5 separate regions of the Homo sapiens genome follow, and all the other regions are linked to region 3. Evidence: chromatin contacts called from ENCODE Hi-C or POLR2A ChIA-PET data. All regions are on one chromosome and are shown on one strand. Each heading gives the region's core, a stretch centred on a gene start or an enhancer-like site at or near the end of the contact. The rest is flanking DNA. Distances are from core to core; before and after follow the strand shown.

What was found. A loop is a pair of places that touch in the nucleus more often than their neighbours do. ChIA-PET counts read pairs that join two places held with the same protein, here RNA polymerase II (POLR2A). Pooled maps may share reads with other maps.
Region 1: a map of ascending aorta shows a loop between it and region 3 (2.1-fold over the local background). The contact joins the enhancer-like site here to the promoter of CLDN12 in region 3. A Hi-C loop is called at or near these places in 5 of 168 maps with a recorded cell type or tissue (A673, HepG2, ascending aorta and 2 more), 1 of 37 single-sample maps with no recorded cell type and 5 of 50 pooled maps. POLR2A ChIA-PET finds 5 or more read pairs at or near these places in 1 of 52 experiments (Panc1).
Region 2: a loop to region 3 is called in a pooled map, with 7 times the contacts of the local background. The contact joins the enhancer-like site here to the promoter of CLDN12 in region 3. A Hi-C loop is called at or near these places in 2 of 168 maps with a recorded cell type or tissue (endothelial cell of umbilical vein and lower leg skin), 5 of 37 single-sample maps with no recorded cell type and 9 of 50 pooled maps.
Region 4: a loop to region 3 is called in a map of ascending aorta, with 6 times the contacts of the local background. The contact joins the promoter of STEAP2-AS1 here to the promoter of CLDN12 in region 3. A Hi-C loop is called at or near these places in 4 of 168 maps with a recorded cell type or tissue (A673, ascending aorta, endothelial cell of umbilical vein and 1 more) and 10 of 50 pooled maps. POLR2A ChIA-PET finds 5 or more read pairs at or near these places in 4 of 52 experiments (H1, HepG2, PC-3 and 1 more).
Region 5: a loop to region 3 is called in a map of natural killer cell, with 9 times the contacts of the local background. The contact joins the promoter of CFAP69 here to the promoter of CLDN12 in region 3. A Hi-C loop is called at or near these places in 16 of 168 maps with a recorded cell type or tissue (B cell, CD4-positive, alpha-beta T cell, CD4-positive, alpha-beta memory T cell and 9 more), 12 of 37 single-sample maps with no recorded cell type and 22 of 50 pooled maps. POLR2A ChIA-PET finds 5 or more read pairs at or near these places in 1 of 52 experiments (WTC11).

Annotation. Positions count from the first base shown.
Region 1 is chr7:90,265,505-90,268,204 of GRCh38, forward strand. All of the region lies in intron 5 of CFAP69 (cilia and flagella associated protein 69), which reads left to right. Among named protein-coding and RNA genes, the nearest start is that of CFAP69, 22 kb to the left of the region's middle. Within about 2 kb of position 1,451, at least 2 of the 41 ENCODE cell types and tissues checked have a DNase peak (open chromatin) inside an H3K27ac peak, as active enhancers do; they include ascending aorta, where a contact is called at or near this core.
Region 2 is chr7:90,178,984-90,181,683 of GRCh38, forward strand. The region is part of intron 2 of STEAP2-AS1 (STEAP2 antisense RNA 1); the gene reads right to left. Among named protein-coding and RNA genes, the nearest start is that of STEAP1, 26 kb to the left of the region's middle. RefSeq lists enhancers at 1-30, 1,249-1,750. Within about 2 kb of position 1,433, at least 9 of the 41 ENCODE cell types and tissues checked have a DNase peak (open chromatin) inside an H3K27ac peak, as active enhancers do; they include endothelial cell of umbilical vein, where a contact is called at or near this core.
Region 3 is chr7:90,402,118-90,404,817 of GRCh38, forward strand. It overlaps CLDN12 (claudin 12), which reads left to right and starts at 1,344. Exons shown (of 4, transcript NM_001185072.3): 1 at 1,344-1,432. RefSeq lists an enhancer at 1,524-2,049.
Region 4 is chr7:90,210,319-90,213,018 of GRCh38, forward strand. STEAP2-AS1 (STEAP2 antisense RNA 1) reads right to left here and starts at 1,317. Exons shown (of 3, transcript NR_110029.2): 1 at 982-1,317. STEAP2 (STEAP2 metalloreductase) reads left to right here and starts at 1,422. Exons shown (of 6, transcript NM_001244944.2): 1 at 1,422-1,727. RefSeq lists a silencer at 1,525-1,584.
Region 5 is chr7:90,243,861-90,246,560 of GRCh38, forward strand. It overlaps CFAP69 (cilia and flagella associated protein 69), which reads left to right and starts at 1,314. Exons shown (of 23, transcript NM_001039706.3): 1 at 1,314-1,684. The coding sequence starts at 1,565. It overlaps LOC107986819 (a long non-coding RNA gene), which reads right to left and starts at 1,271. Exons shown (of 2, transcript XR_007060423.1): 1 at 1,217-1,271; 2 at 1-219. RefSeq lists an enhancer at 2,179-2,691.

The DNA.
Region 1 (2,700 bases), core at 201-2,700, 140 kb before region 3:
GTGAATTAATCACAGTGTGCTTGGTGATAATTCTGGTATTGTATTCTGTTCAGGTTGTTTCGTGATACCAATAAAAGTCCATCTTCTAAGTACAAGGACAGGCTGATAATGTAGTTTGATGAATTATTATTTAGTTTAATGAAGTGTTTGTTAACTATTTTTGTAAATCAGAAAGTGTACATACCCTTTTTAAATAATCACAAAAACATTTCAACTTTGAACTCTAATATTGAATTGCTGCAATCATAGAATTATTCATTAAATGATCTAAAATTTTAAATCAAATCATAAAATAGCATATTAAGAACTTCAGCATAATGCACATAAAGATGCAGATGCCTATATTTTGTACACAAAAATATGAAAAATATCATAAAAGGGTAGGCACTTATGTATGGGTTATCACTTGATTTTCTAGAGAAAGAAAACAATTTCCTAGGAAACTAGATCAGGGAAACACTGGCTCTTTGAGTCAGCTCCTGGGACATGATGGCATGTTCCCAAAACAAATCCTACATTAAATCTATACTTACTAGTTTAGGTCTTTATTTGTACAGGAGGAATAAAAGATACACAATTGATCCAGTGCATTTTTAAAAATATTTACGGAATAATGATGTTCCCAGCATTATACTCCATATAGAAAGATGTTAGAGATTCAACTGGAATGAAGAAAAAAAGGATTTTTATTTTTAACATAGACACTAACCCTTTTATATCTCAGTAGGTTTTATAGTTTTTAGTTACTTTGGGAAAACTACCTAGGGTTCACCTACTCTATATCCTAGAGTAGGTGAAGGTGTTGTTGAGATTAGGTTAAACATGAAGGGGGCAATTTAAAGAAAAACACCTTAGGAAGCAGGCAGGTTCAGAAATATGGGAATTTTTAATTATGTGAATCTCTATCATCAGCAGAAATTTACAATGAGAAGCCAACCCAAAAGAGGACATGGTAGTATTAACAGATAAAAAGTGTAGTTTTTGTTGGTAACATTATTTTTTAAAATACCCCTGTTGCCATTATTTTTAAATATTGCTTCCAAGAGTGTTGACAGTCACTTGTATTATAAATACATGGCTCACTTTTTACTGAGTGTCAACTTATTCTTTGCTTAATGACTGGTACCCTGCCTGCAGAACATGTTACTATCTCATATGACAACAGTATGAACTCTTAACTTTAAATGAGCTTCCTTCGCTGATTACTGACTGCGAGTACTGCTCTTCTGTTTCTTGGTTTTTTTAATGGCTGGAAACATTAATTTAAACTAAAATAATTGTATATAAGATGAAATGTTGAACAAAAACTCTTCATGATTTTAGTTAGAACTTCCAGTTTCTACTACGTACTAATAAGTTATATTACATTTTCTTCCAAATGATACATAGATATTTCTGACTCAGAGGCAAGATTCTGGAAATGGATGGGGGAAGAAGTTGGTACTCTGCCCTGGGATTATGAAACAGGAAGCTATGATAAATTATCTAAATTTACAGGAACTAAAACAGTGGAAAAGCAGACGAAAGACCCTAGAATTTCCCATAAGCCTGCATATTTGGATAGTCTTGTTGGAAAAGCTTAGTTGTTCTTGTTGCCTAATATGTTTTAAAACCTAAGTAGTGATTTTGCAACTCCAAAAGAACAGTCCGAAAAATAAATAAAATTTAGAGTTAGAATAATCTTAAAACTGTCTTTTAAGTGATATCTTTTGCAGAGATTCTCCTGAAGCTAGGGTCAGGCTTTCCTTTGTGCTTCCTCCTTCTTTCCACTTGCCACCCCACTTGCTGACCACCTCCAGAGATGAGCGTCTTGCAAGGGCTAATGCAAAAGAGGAATTCCTAATTATTCTTTTACTCTCAGAGAGTCCAACCAGTTCTAGTTTAGTTCTAAGGTCGATATTACTGACTACCGCTGTCCTTGGGCATTCAGAGAACCTGGATCATTTCCAGAGTCCCACAGATCATTTTCAGATACCCTTGGGGATCATGTTTATAGGACTTCAACAGAGTAGATGCAATCCAGTTTGAAATACAGGCTGAAGCCAATTTAATTGTAGTTTAGATATGACTGAAAACGAACCTTCCTATTCGCCAACCCCATGCAGACAGCTTGAACATAAAACTATTACCCTTGCATGTGGGGCAGCTGCTTAAAAACTCACTCTCTTCCAGTCTGCCAACAAACTGAAGAGCAAAGTTCACCTGGAACTTCTCTAAGCAAAGAATGCATTAGTAAAGGCAAAAAATTACTGACCCTCTAGTTAGGGAGAAAAATGCTAACCCATATCTTGTCAAAATAATAATAGTATCTAACACATGTAGAACTTACAACATGCTAGATGCTTTTCTCAGCCCTTTTCTCATATTAGCTAATTTAATCCTCACAACAATCTTAAATGTGGTAACTATTGTTATACCTGCTTAATAGATGAGAAAAGTAAAACACAAGTTTACATGGGTAGTAAATGGCATAGCCAGGATTTAACCTTAGACAGTCTGGTTCTAGCATTTGTATTAATAATCATCATTCTTTCTTCCCTAGAAAGGAGAGGCTGAATTGATTGAGGGGCCAAATGTATAAGGATGGATTCAGGGTACTGTTTATATGTATGTATGTGTGTGAGCATATGTATAAAAATATGCATATAAATTGAACATGATCCAGTTTGAATCTCTGAGAATATTTTTAATAATCATCAT
Region 2 (2,700 bases), core at 183-2,682, 220 kb before region 3:
CCAAAAGAATAGAGTATGTAACAGTGCTAGGAAAAGAGACACTTAAAAACCCACATCCAGGCATTGTTCAATGACTGCTCATAAATACTTTATGGCAAAATTCTTTCTGGTGGCACAGAAGGCCATGAACAATCTGACACCTCCATTAGTCACCTCTGTTAGTCACCACTACGACTTCCTGACCCATCTCTGGGTTTCACTTCAGTTTTTAGATACCCAGCCCTAACAATTAAGCAAAACTTCATTGATAGTTCCTCTTCAAAAGTATTTCCAGAATAACTATTAAAATCCCATGGACTAGTCAAGATAGTGAGATATGCTTTTGAGTGAACAGCCACCATTTCTTCCTTTTAGAGATTTATTTTTTAACTTAACAAAAAGCAAATCTAATGTGAAACTTAATGAAAATTGTTTCAAAAACTTGAAATGCAACTACAAAATAGCCCATTATTGCCTAAGCTTTCTATACTTAACTAGTTTTCTAAATCTATATTACATAGGCTAGAGAAATAACATATTGTTTTTATATGTACAATCCAAATCTAGTCTCTCCGAATTTTCTTTAAGGCCAACTATTTTAATATAGGCCAGTATTTTACTCTATTATTCAATCGCAAACCACGTTTCTTTCCTCACAGTAGTGCATTTTGACAAAATCAATCTTTTCATTCTTTTCAGCAAATAATACAGAAATTGGGATTCATTCATGAGAAGTCAGTGAAAATAAAAATGATTTCAGATTTTCTTTACATTTGTATAATATCACTAGTAGAGGAGGAATGGCTTTCCAGACCACTTGTTAGGAAAAAAATATGAGTGGGAAATTACACTAAGCCTATATAAACAATTCCAAAGTAGAATTCTCTTTTCTCCTTGGTAAATAAATGCTTGATTTTCATAATTCAACATATAATTTTAAACTAGGGCAACCAAACTTGTGACATGAAAAGAGGAATTTTATTGTTAAGTTACACTGGTATACTGCAAAGTCATACCAAAAAAAAAGGAGCAAAATATATTTTTTAATAATCTTACACAAGAATGCTCAAGAATCTTCTACATGAGGTAACTACAGAAAAAAAGAACACTAGGTCAGCTGAAGGCTGAACTAAATTTGTTCCATAAAAGTTGGTGAGTTTCATTTTTCGCTTCTAAGGGGATAAAGGAAAAAGAATGTGCATTGTGTTTAAGAAAACCCAGAATACTGCCAAAAGTTTGCCACCCACTTTGGCATTCTGCCTTTATCCTGAAAGATAATTTCTTCTCCATTATAAACAGCCTATGTGAGATGAACTGTCAACAAGAGGGAAGCTAGAGTGAGAAACAGAGAAAAAGAACAGCATCATGCAAGGAAAGTTATGAAACAAATTGACTCTTGATTCTCTCTTGGCTTGCCTTTCTTAATGCAAATAGAATTAAAAAGTCAAATAGCCCTAATGTTAGCCAGGTGAAGTGTGGTTAGAAATGGTTGACTGGAAATTCCCTTGCTTTCATCAAACAATTGTTATGTGAATATTGCATCAGCTTGGTCCTTTTGATGTTCCTACATGACTTAAGAAAACTTTGTATTTCCAGTAGTGTATTTCCAATGACAAAAACTCTGCTGTGTGATTTTAGAAAATCACTAAAATTACCAGTGCTTTTGCTAGATCTTTCACAGTTGCAAAAACAAATGTTTTTGAACAAGGCTCTATTTTTCATGAAAATATTCAACTGAATGCAGGGAAAGTAAATGCAAAATATCTAGGGAAGGCACCAATCAAATCATGCAAGAAGAGATTTTTCTAGACTTCAAAGAAAAAGTATTCAGTGACTCCAAGGTGTGGGGCAAGGGAGGCAGGGGAGTGATGAATTTGTTTTCTTTGCATTGTTCCACTTCCTTGTTTGCTGTGTTGCACAAACTCTATTGAATATCAAGATTTGGCCTCTTATGAATAAGATACTTAATAGAGAAGAATGTCAGTTTTTTCAAGCCCATAAATACCTTTTAAATGTTCTTAGAATTTTACAATTGGATGAAAAAGCATCAAAAAACATAGTTTGTATAATTTTATCATTAAAAATATTTTCCATTATTATTCAAGGAGTTCATTGATGCTGAATACAAAATGCCTAAGATTTATTATTTAAGTTTATGAGCTAAAGGAAATCTTAGTGTTTATCTAGCCTAACTTCCTTGTTCTACATTTCTGTTTTGTTTTTTCAAATGATGTATCTTGTTTGCTTCACGATTATGTTAAAGAAAAAGTTTTTTTTCAGAAATAAGAAATAGATTATAAATTTTTAAAAAGGAAAGAAAATTGAGGAAAAAGGGAATTAAAGGATATTGGATAATATAGAGAAAGATATTTATAGGGCATAAAATCATTTCTAGTGGAAGGAGGACACATGGGTTTGTCATTGCCAGAGCACCTTTTGTTTTTCTGAGCATTTTGTGAGATGGCCAATTTTACCCAGCATAGAATCGAGTAAGAATGAAACTGAAATAATTTGCAAAGTTGAAAGTTGAGTGTGACCATAAGCCTCCAATCCTAGTTCCAGCCTGCCCACCATGCTGGGAATATAGTTTGGATATTTGTCCCTGCCCAAATCTCATGCTGAAATATAATCTCCAATGTTGGAAGTAGGACCTTGTGGGAGGTGTTTGGAACATGGGAGCAGATCTCTAGAAGCTGAGCAAATGCCAGCACCATGCTTCCT
Region 3 (2,700 bases), core at 94-2,593:
TTCTTCCTCATTATTACATTTCCCAGTCTGGCTTTGGGATCGGATTGCTTCTGGCCTTAGATAACCTTATCCATCCTCTAAAGCAGTATCACACATAAGAAGGAGGTAGCAGTGGACTGATAGTAGCCTCTCTACCCTCCCTTTTTAAAAAGTCTCTGACAAATAGTCTCATTGTTACTAGAGCAACGCAAAATGGAAAATGCTAATAGCAAACATATAGTCCTTATTATGCGTCAGATACTGTTGTAACTGTCTCTGTAGTAATTCATTTAATCCTCATCACAATTTTCTGATGTAGATATACTGTTACAGATGAGACCTTGAGGCACAAAGGGGTTACCTTACTTGCCAAGGTTATACTTACTTGGGATGGGTGCCATCCTTTTGTATAAACTATGATACTTTTTCTTCTTTTTATTTTGAAAAATTTCTAAGATACAGAGAATTTGAAAGAATAGTACAAGAGACACCCACAAACATATTCTTCATGAATCCAACAATTATACACTTTGCCACACTTTATATCCATTTGTGTGTGTGTATGTGTGTGTGTATGTGTGATCATTTCGAAGTAGTAGGCATCACAACACTTCAGCATCCTTTATTTTTTAAAAAATCAGATCATTGCTATTTAGGACTTTGGAATCTTTTAGTTTAATTCAGATATTCATTCACTAATGCAGGACTTCACATTGGAGAGAAGCCAACAGAGAAAGGGACAGGACAGTAGAAATTGTGTGGGAGAGTAAAATTAGTTCAAATATCTAATAGCTAGCTATACTGTACTTTAGCTATATTAGGTCCCTCAGTTTTCAAGACAACAGTATGATGTGGGTGATCTTATCCCCATTTTTCCAGATAACCTCCAGATGTAGAGATAACTTTCCCAGGGCCACCCAATCAATACACAGCAAAGCCCCATACAAATCTGGGCTGTTTGGTTCTAGACTTTGAGCTCTTTTTCTACTTTTTGCCTAGATAAACACTTTGAGGGGAAAAAAAATCCAGATTTAAGAATTTTTGCTAACCTTCCTACGGGCAAGTCACCTTCAAGTCACCTGGGTACTTAGGTATCCAACTCAAAACTACTTTTAGTTTTGTTTCGTTTTGCCTTTTTTTTTTCTTTAACCGATAACCCAATTCTAGACGGAACATAAGGTGCAAGAGAAATCCGGGGAGGTGGAGGCAGAGAAAGGGAAGGGCAGGAGGTGGTCGCAGGATGTTGCCTGCGGCTGGCGGCCCAGTGGATTCTGGGAATTGTAGTCCCAGCCATCCAGGGCATTGCCGTTCAGGGCCACGGGAAAACCTGACTGCGCTCCCAGAAGCCTCCGGTGTACCTCGCTGGGAACGCACTTCCTGGGACGCTGAGAGGGAGACGCTCCAAGAGGCTCCTCAGTGTGGGCGAGTAAAATGCCCTGCGTGTGAGAAGCAGGTAGGTGTGGTCAAGATGTTCCGATTTCTGGGTCTTTTGCATAAGTAACTGAGGATTTTATGTAAAATGGCTAAATCCAGGAGAATCAGGAGCGTTGGAAAACGCTGACCACATCTGTGGATGTGAAAATTGAGTAGGTATTTGGTAAGGCTTTAAAAAATTATTTTGTACACAGGAGTATGGAAATGTCGAGGTGTGTTGCCGGAGCCGCCAAGGACTGGGAGCTTTGCTGGCGCGGGTTTGTGGGGGAGCCCAAGCTGCTATTTTTGAATAACCAGCTGATGCTGGTTGCGTAATGATGACCTGCTTGCGGTTCAAACCCACTCAGTGTTGCAGGGATGGGCTAGCTCTGAGAGCGTTAACAGTCACTGTTGCGGTCTCTCTCCATTGGCTCTAACTAGTAGGGCGTTTTCTTCCTTCTGCCAGGTCTGGGTCTACCACACACAGGGCTCTTCGAAAAGAGGGAGGAGGAGAGGAGGCGGAGGGGGGAGGAGGGGGGCGGAGGGGGATGCGGATTGCTCTGGAAGCTTGGTTTGCTTTCCTGTAAGTTCTGTGCACCCGGCCTTGTAAGGGGCCCATAGCCACGTTAGGGAAAGGTCAGACTTGGTGACCTCACTTAAAATGATTGCTCAAGGATTCTATTGTGCGTTATTAATTGTAAAACGATTTCCTCTGACTTTGGAGTGTGCAATTATGATTGATACCAACCCAAGAAACACATTTGGGGCGGGGGAGGGGTTGGGGGGGACTTGACTGAAATCTCCGAGCAGCCAGTTGCAGAGAGCATTCTACATAATGATCGTAATAGGGCTAGTGATGAACGCCTCAATCCAGGAAACTCTCAGGCGCACATAATAATGAGTTTCCATTCTCATCCTACCTGTTTGAGATAAATGGTATTTGAAGAGGAAGTGGCTAATGTTTAAAGTAGATATATAGAAGCATCTTTAAGTATCAGGTTGAGCCATTGGTGGAACTATTTTTTTTTTAAGCATTCTGGTTGCAAATTTCAGGATGCAGAATTCAGATCAACTTTGTCTGGTCTTGTTGTCAGTGTCCTTTTTTAAAAATGTAAAAGAAAATTTCTTTTACTTCCAAGACAACTGCACAGTCTTTCACCACCTTCCTTATCCTTTCACCGTAGTCATGAAAATGATCTAAAACATTCATTAAATATCAATCATATATTCCCAAGACAGCAAAGTGTTTTTCATCCTCATTTCTCCTATATTCTCAAGTCACAAGATGAGTTAATTTTTTTCTTCTAT
Region 4 (2,700 bases), core at 67-2,566, 190 kb before region 3:
GTTTTTTAAAATATATGGAAAAGCAATATACTTTCCGTTAACTGCTAAGATTCATGAATTTTCTCCACAAGTTCTCCAGAGGAACTACTAGAAAAAACTCCACGAATCTCATTATTTGACAGTTTTGTTGAAGTGAAATTATTAAAATTGATATTAGATTTAATGACTTGTTTCCAGTAACCAAAATGGAAAGTATTCTACCAGCTGTCGATGGTTCCACACCCTGACACATCGTTAAAACCTTAGCTTCTGCCTAAACTTTAAACCTTAATAATATTTGGCGGTAGGGGAGGGGTTACATTTCAAGTCAAACAAAGGATGTATTTCCAAAGCAGCATTTACAAAGGTTAATCTGTGTATGGACTACAAAGGGGAAAGTGCAGTGCCCCAGTGATCGATCTAAGACCCCCCTCTCGTTGTTGTTGTTGTTGGGTTTTTTTGGTCTGGTTAATAAACCACCTAGAGGGATAATTTTTAAACTTAATTTGTTGAAATGGTACTTTACTAATGTATGAAAAAAATTTCCCCAAATTTGAGAATTTTTGGTAAGTTGATTTTATATTTGGGAATAAAGATCTCTTGCTTCTTCTACTGACACCTTCTACACAAAAGATAAAAGGTACTTTTACTTGGTAATCCGCAGGGAGAAAATTTACAGAAACCCAGAGCCAAAGGTGCTCTCAGGGGATCCCCTGAAACATTCAAAGCCATTGCGGCCCCAGAAGGTAAATGGCTTTCGCAGGAACACAGGTCTCCTGACTCACGGCCTAACCTTCCTTTCCCCCACACCAAAGCTCGCGCGGCACCAGCTAGAGTGAAGGTCAAAGTCAACAGAATAATCTCTGCAGTCCAGGGTCTGTGAGGGTCCTCCTATCCGAGGGAGTTTTCATGAAAGGGCATTTCCGAACATTTTATTCCAAGGACACAGTCTAGTCAAAAGACGTTTGGGATAGGGTAAACATGAGGCAAAAGAACACTTACAAAAGAAAAAAGCGCAGTTTCTTGGAGGCTTGTCAGAAGCTAAGACTGGGGAGATGAGAACCAGGGCCCTTGGCGAGAGTTGGGGTGGGAATCGCGTAAGAAAAGCAATTTCTAGAGCGGAAAGGTGACCCCACATTACAAAAAGAAATGGAGTAGAAAAATAGGCTTGACTATTCTAAAGCTGCTTCAGAAAGAATCTCCGGAAGACCACGGAGGAACCCCGCAGGGGAGCCAGGCGGATACTCAGCCGCTCGCGGTAGAAGGGCGCGCAAAGCTGCGGAGCCGCGTGTGTGGAGCTCCCCAGTGCACTCACTGCTGGCTCCCCCTCGGTGCTCTGGGCCCTTCCCAGCTCCCTCCACACAGCCCGGCTCCCTTCACACACCCCCGCCCCCTCCGAGCTCCCCGACTCCTCCCCGCGCTCCACGGCTCTTCCCGACTCCAGTCAGCGTTCCTCGGGCCCTCGGCGCCACGAGCTGTCCGGGCACGCAGCCCCTAGCGGCGCGTCGCTGCCAAGCCGGCCTCCGCGCGCCTCCCTCCTTCCTTCTCCCCTGGCTGTTCGCGATCCAGCTTGGGTAGGCGGGGAAGCAGCTGGAGTGCGACCGCCGCGGCAGCCACCCTGCAACCGCCAGTCGGAGGTGCAGTCCGTAGGCCCTGGCCCCCGGGTGGGCCCTTGGGGAGTCGGCGCCGCTCCCGGGGAGCTGCAAGGCTCGCCCCTGCCCGGCGTGGAGGGCGCGGGGGGCGCGGAGGTGAGCGGGTCGGGGAGGAGCGCGAAAGAAGGTAGCGGCGGCGGAGTTGAGGGTCAAGATGCAGTCTGCGCCACGCGCTGCATCCATCCTCCCCGATTCTGCGCCCTCACCGGGCGTCCGCCCTGAGCTGCGGGGTCCCTCATCTCCTGGCACCTTAAGGTGGAAAGTGAGAAGGGTGGAGAAGGGTGTCTGTTCCACTGATTCCCCCTCCTCCTCCTCTTGGTTCCTAGAGCTAAGGGCAAGTCCTGAGGTTGGGCCCAGGAGAAAGAAGGCAAGGAGACATTGTCCCAGGTAGGATGTGTCCCAGCAGGAAAGGACAGGCAGGTTACTTTCGCCCCCTTGATAGTCTCCCTGCTACTTTGGGTTGATGCAGGGCATTTCATGGAAGATCATGCAGTGCTGCTTTGCGAACAGGTATTTCTAGCAGTCATTTGGTTTATTTCCCAGTAATGTAATCGTGGTGTTTAGGCCATTTCTGTTAGAAAGTAATTGGCCTCTTCTTTGACTGTCCTAAATTATCTTTGAACCCTGTGTTCAGCCTCAGCCAAAACTTGTTGAAAATTATGCCCTAAAAATCTTGCTCTTAAAATAGAGCAGAGAGATAAAGAGCATTTTTGTTGGAAGATTTCCATTTATTATCTCTCCCACCCCGTGGAGAAGGATTGGTGTCAGTTTTTACTCCTCGGGCAGTTAGTTTTTTAGATGGAAAGACAGTCCAGGCCATAGTTAATTATCGCTCATCAGTATAGGAGAAAAAGAATTCAGACTCCTGCCCCACCCCCACCCCCACCCCCAACCTCCTGACTTAGATTCTGGTCCTTTTAACAGCCCCGCTGCTTGGAACCCTTTTTGTTTTCTAAACCACCTCCCCATCCTTCCTTTTCTCCACTTTATTATTTCTTCATTTTATTGATCTGTTTATTTTTTCTTTCTTTAACCCTATAATTTTTTTACTCCGATTCTCTCTTGGTTG
Region 5 (2,700 bases), core at 64-2,563, 160 kb before region 3:
GACATGAATGTACTAGTGCTCAGTCTCTGTAAACCTGCCAGAACCAGTCCATAGTGGGTGGTCTTTTATCAGGGGAAAGTTACTGAATCGGTCCCTTGTCCAATCAAACCTGCAGTTATGACTTGTGGAACAGGAGGGTCTTGTTAGTCAACATCTGGCCATGGATGAGCTGCAATTATTTCAATATTGCTTATGTCGAGGGCAGTTCTTATTTAACAGCTAGAGAAAAATAAAAACATTGCAGCAGTTAAAACAAAGGTTATTCTTTAAGTGTAGGTGTGAGTGACTTAACTCTTGCCTGGCATGGCCTTAGGTCTTGCTTATAATTTGTTATTGCCACAGAGTCCATTCTGTTAGCCTTCTGATCTCCATTTTAACATTAATGCTGGTCAGTTGTTGAGTCTAAGCCCTCAAAGGGAGGGGGAGCCGAGCTTGGTGGCATGTGCACCTGTACTCCCAGCTATTCCCGAGGCTGAAGCGGGAGGATCGTTTGAGCCAGAGGTTGGAGGTTGCAGAGCTACGATCCTGCCACTGCACTCCAGCCTGGGGGACACAGTGAGACCCTGTCTCAAAAAACCAGGGGTGAGGGGGACGTGAAAAGGGAGGAGGTAGGGGGGTATAGCGAGGCGTGTCCGTCCTTCCGTCCCGTCAGGGCGAGGAATTCAGCTTTTAAGGTTTATCGGGGGTCCTCTTGGCCAAAAGGGGGTCCGTTCAGTCGGTTGTGGGGCTTAGGATTTAATTTTTAGTTCTCAAACAGTAATAAAGATAATGATAATCTTGACCATACGGGATGCTGTGCCAAGCACCACTTAACAAACACTGTCATCTCATTCAATCCTCACAACAGTCCTATTTTACAGATGAGAAAAGTGAGACTTCAAGGGATAACTCGCTCTAGATTCAATAAACTGACTCAAAAGCCTTTTAACATTCTGTACAATACCTTTTATGTTTGTTTATTTAACTGTCCAGTTGGGCCACTAAAGTACAGATAAAAGCTGGGGAATGTAAGCGAGACTGGTCACTTCCCTGGGGTGAGAGAAACGCTTTCAACACTATCCGTCCATCGTATCACGCCTAACGTATCCCATAGACATCCCTCACCCCTCCACCCACTCATGCCTGTTTGAAGCAAGACTATGAAGACCGAAACACACCGGGAGCCTAAGGCACCACTCCCCGCTACCTACCGAGGTGCATCCTGCAGGCTCCTTACCGCAAGCCTGCAAACTCGCCCTGCCGGGCGCGGAGTGCAATTAGGCTTTGGGGTGGTTTGGCTCTCCGGCTTTCCGTAGCCTCTGGCCCCGCCCCCTAGCAACGCGCTGGCTTGTGTTAACAACCGGCCCGGGATCAGAGGTCTGGGTCAACTGGGGGGCGGCAGCGGCGCTAAGCGGACTGTATGGCGGTGGCCTAGGCCCCTGGCGGAATTTTGGGACCTTTCGCGACTCTAGCGACTCTCAGGCTGCCTTCCCTTCTCGGTGGCGGGGCCTCTTTGGGCCCAGCGGCTGCGGGCGCACTGTAGGACAGGAAGATCCCCCCACTCTCCACCCCGCCGCCACCGGCCATGTGGACAGAGGAAGCCGGGGCGACCGCCGAGGCCCAGGAATCCGGCATCAGGAACAAGTCTAGCAGTTCCAGTCAAATCCCGGTGGTTGGGGTGGTGACGGAGGACGATGAGGCGCAGGTATGAGCAGGTGTCTGTGCTTTCAGAGGTGGAGGGGGTGGGAGTGAAGTCTCGAGACGGGGTCCAGACCTGGGGGTGGCAAGGGTGGAACTGGGGACAGGAGTGAAGATGGGGGAAGCCGCGGGATGGAGATTCCAAGCGCAGAGCTAATCCTGATCCCCCACCCCCTGCGAACTGCACCGGTTGCGAGGGGCTGGCTGTTGTCAACCATCCTGTCTGGGGACCAGCGCTGTGTGGTCCTCCTGGAGGGTCCTAGCAAACTGAGTAGGCGGGGTTTTGCCGCGCTTCTTCGAAAAGTGGTCATAGAGCTACAGGGAGGAAAGGAATCATTCTTAGCAAAATCTTGATTTGATGACCTGATCAGTTTGAACTGAACTTTTTAATACGTAGATCCCTGTTACCGAGTGATGTTCTTGATATAGATGTAAATTTTCCCATGCTTAAATTTGCTGCGACTAAAGCCTGCACCCAGAGGGGAGGAAAACGCTGTTAAATTAGAAATTAAGCATTTTTAAAATATGAAATTGGAAGCTGGTTGTTACACGTTGGGTCGGAGAGAACCGGGAGAGAATAGAGTTGATTTGTTTTATTATGCTTGTACTGTATTTGGTTTTGGGTTTGCTTTTGTTATGAATACAAAATTCACTCTTGGAAGTTGATCTGTTGAGAAATTCCATTTGAGGCCCTTGGATCTCTATTCGAGGCGGAGGTGTTTAGAAACCCCAAGTTGTTTGTTTCCTACTAGGATTCCATTGATCCCCCAGAGAGCCCTGATCGTGCCTTAAAAGCCGCGAATTCCTGGAGGAACCCTGTCCTGCCTCACACTAATGGTGTGGGGCCACTGTGGGAATTCCTGTTGAGGCTTCTCAAATCTCAGGCTGCGTCAGGAACCCTGTCTCTTGCGTTCACATCCTGGAGCCTTGGAGAGTTCCTTGGGAGTGGTCAGTTGACTGGGGAATAGAGTTGAGCTCTCTGAGGTCTGACATTTACGCAGTAACCTGCGGAGCAACAGCATT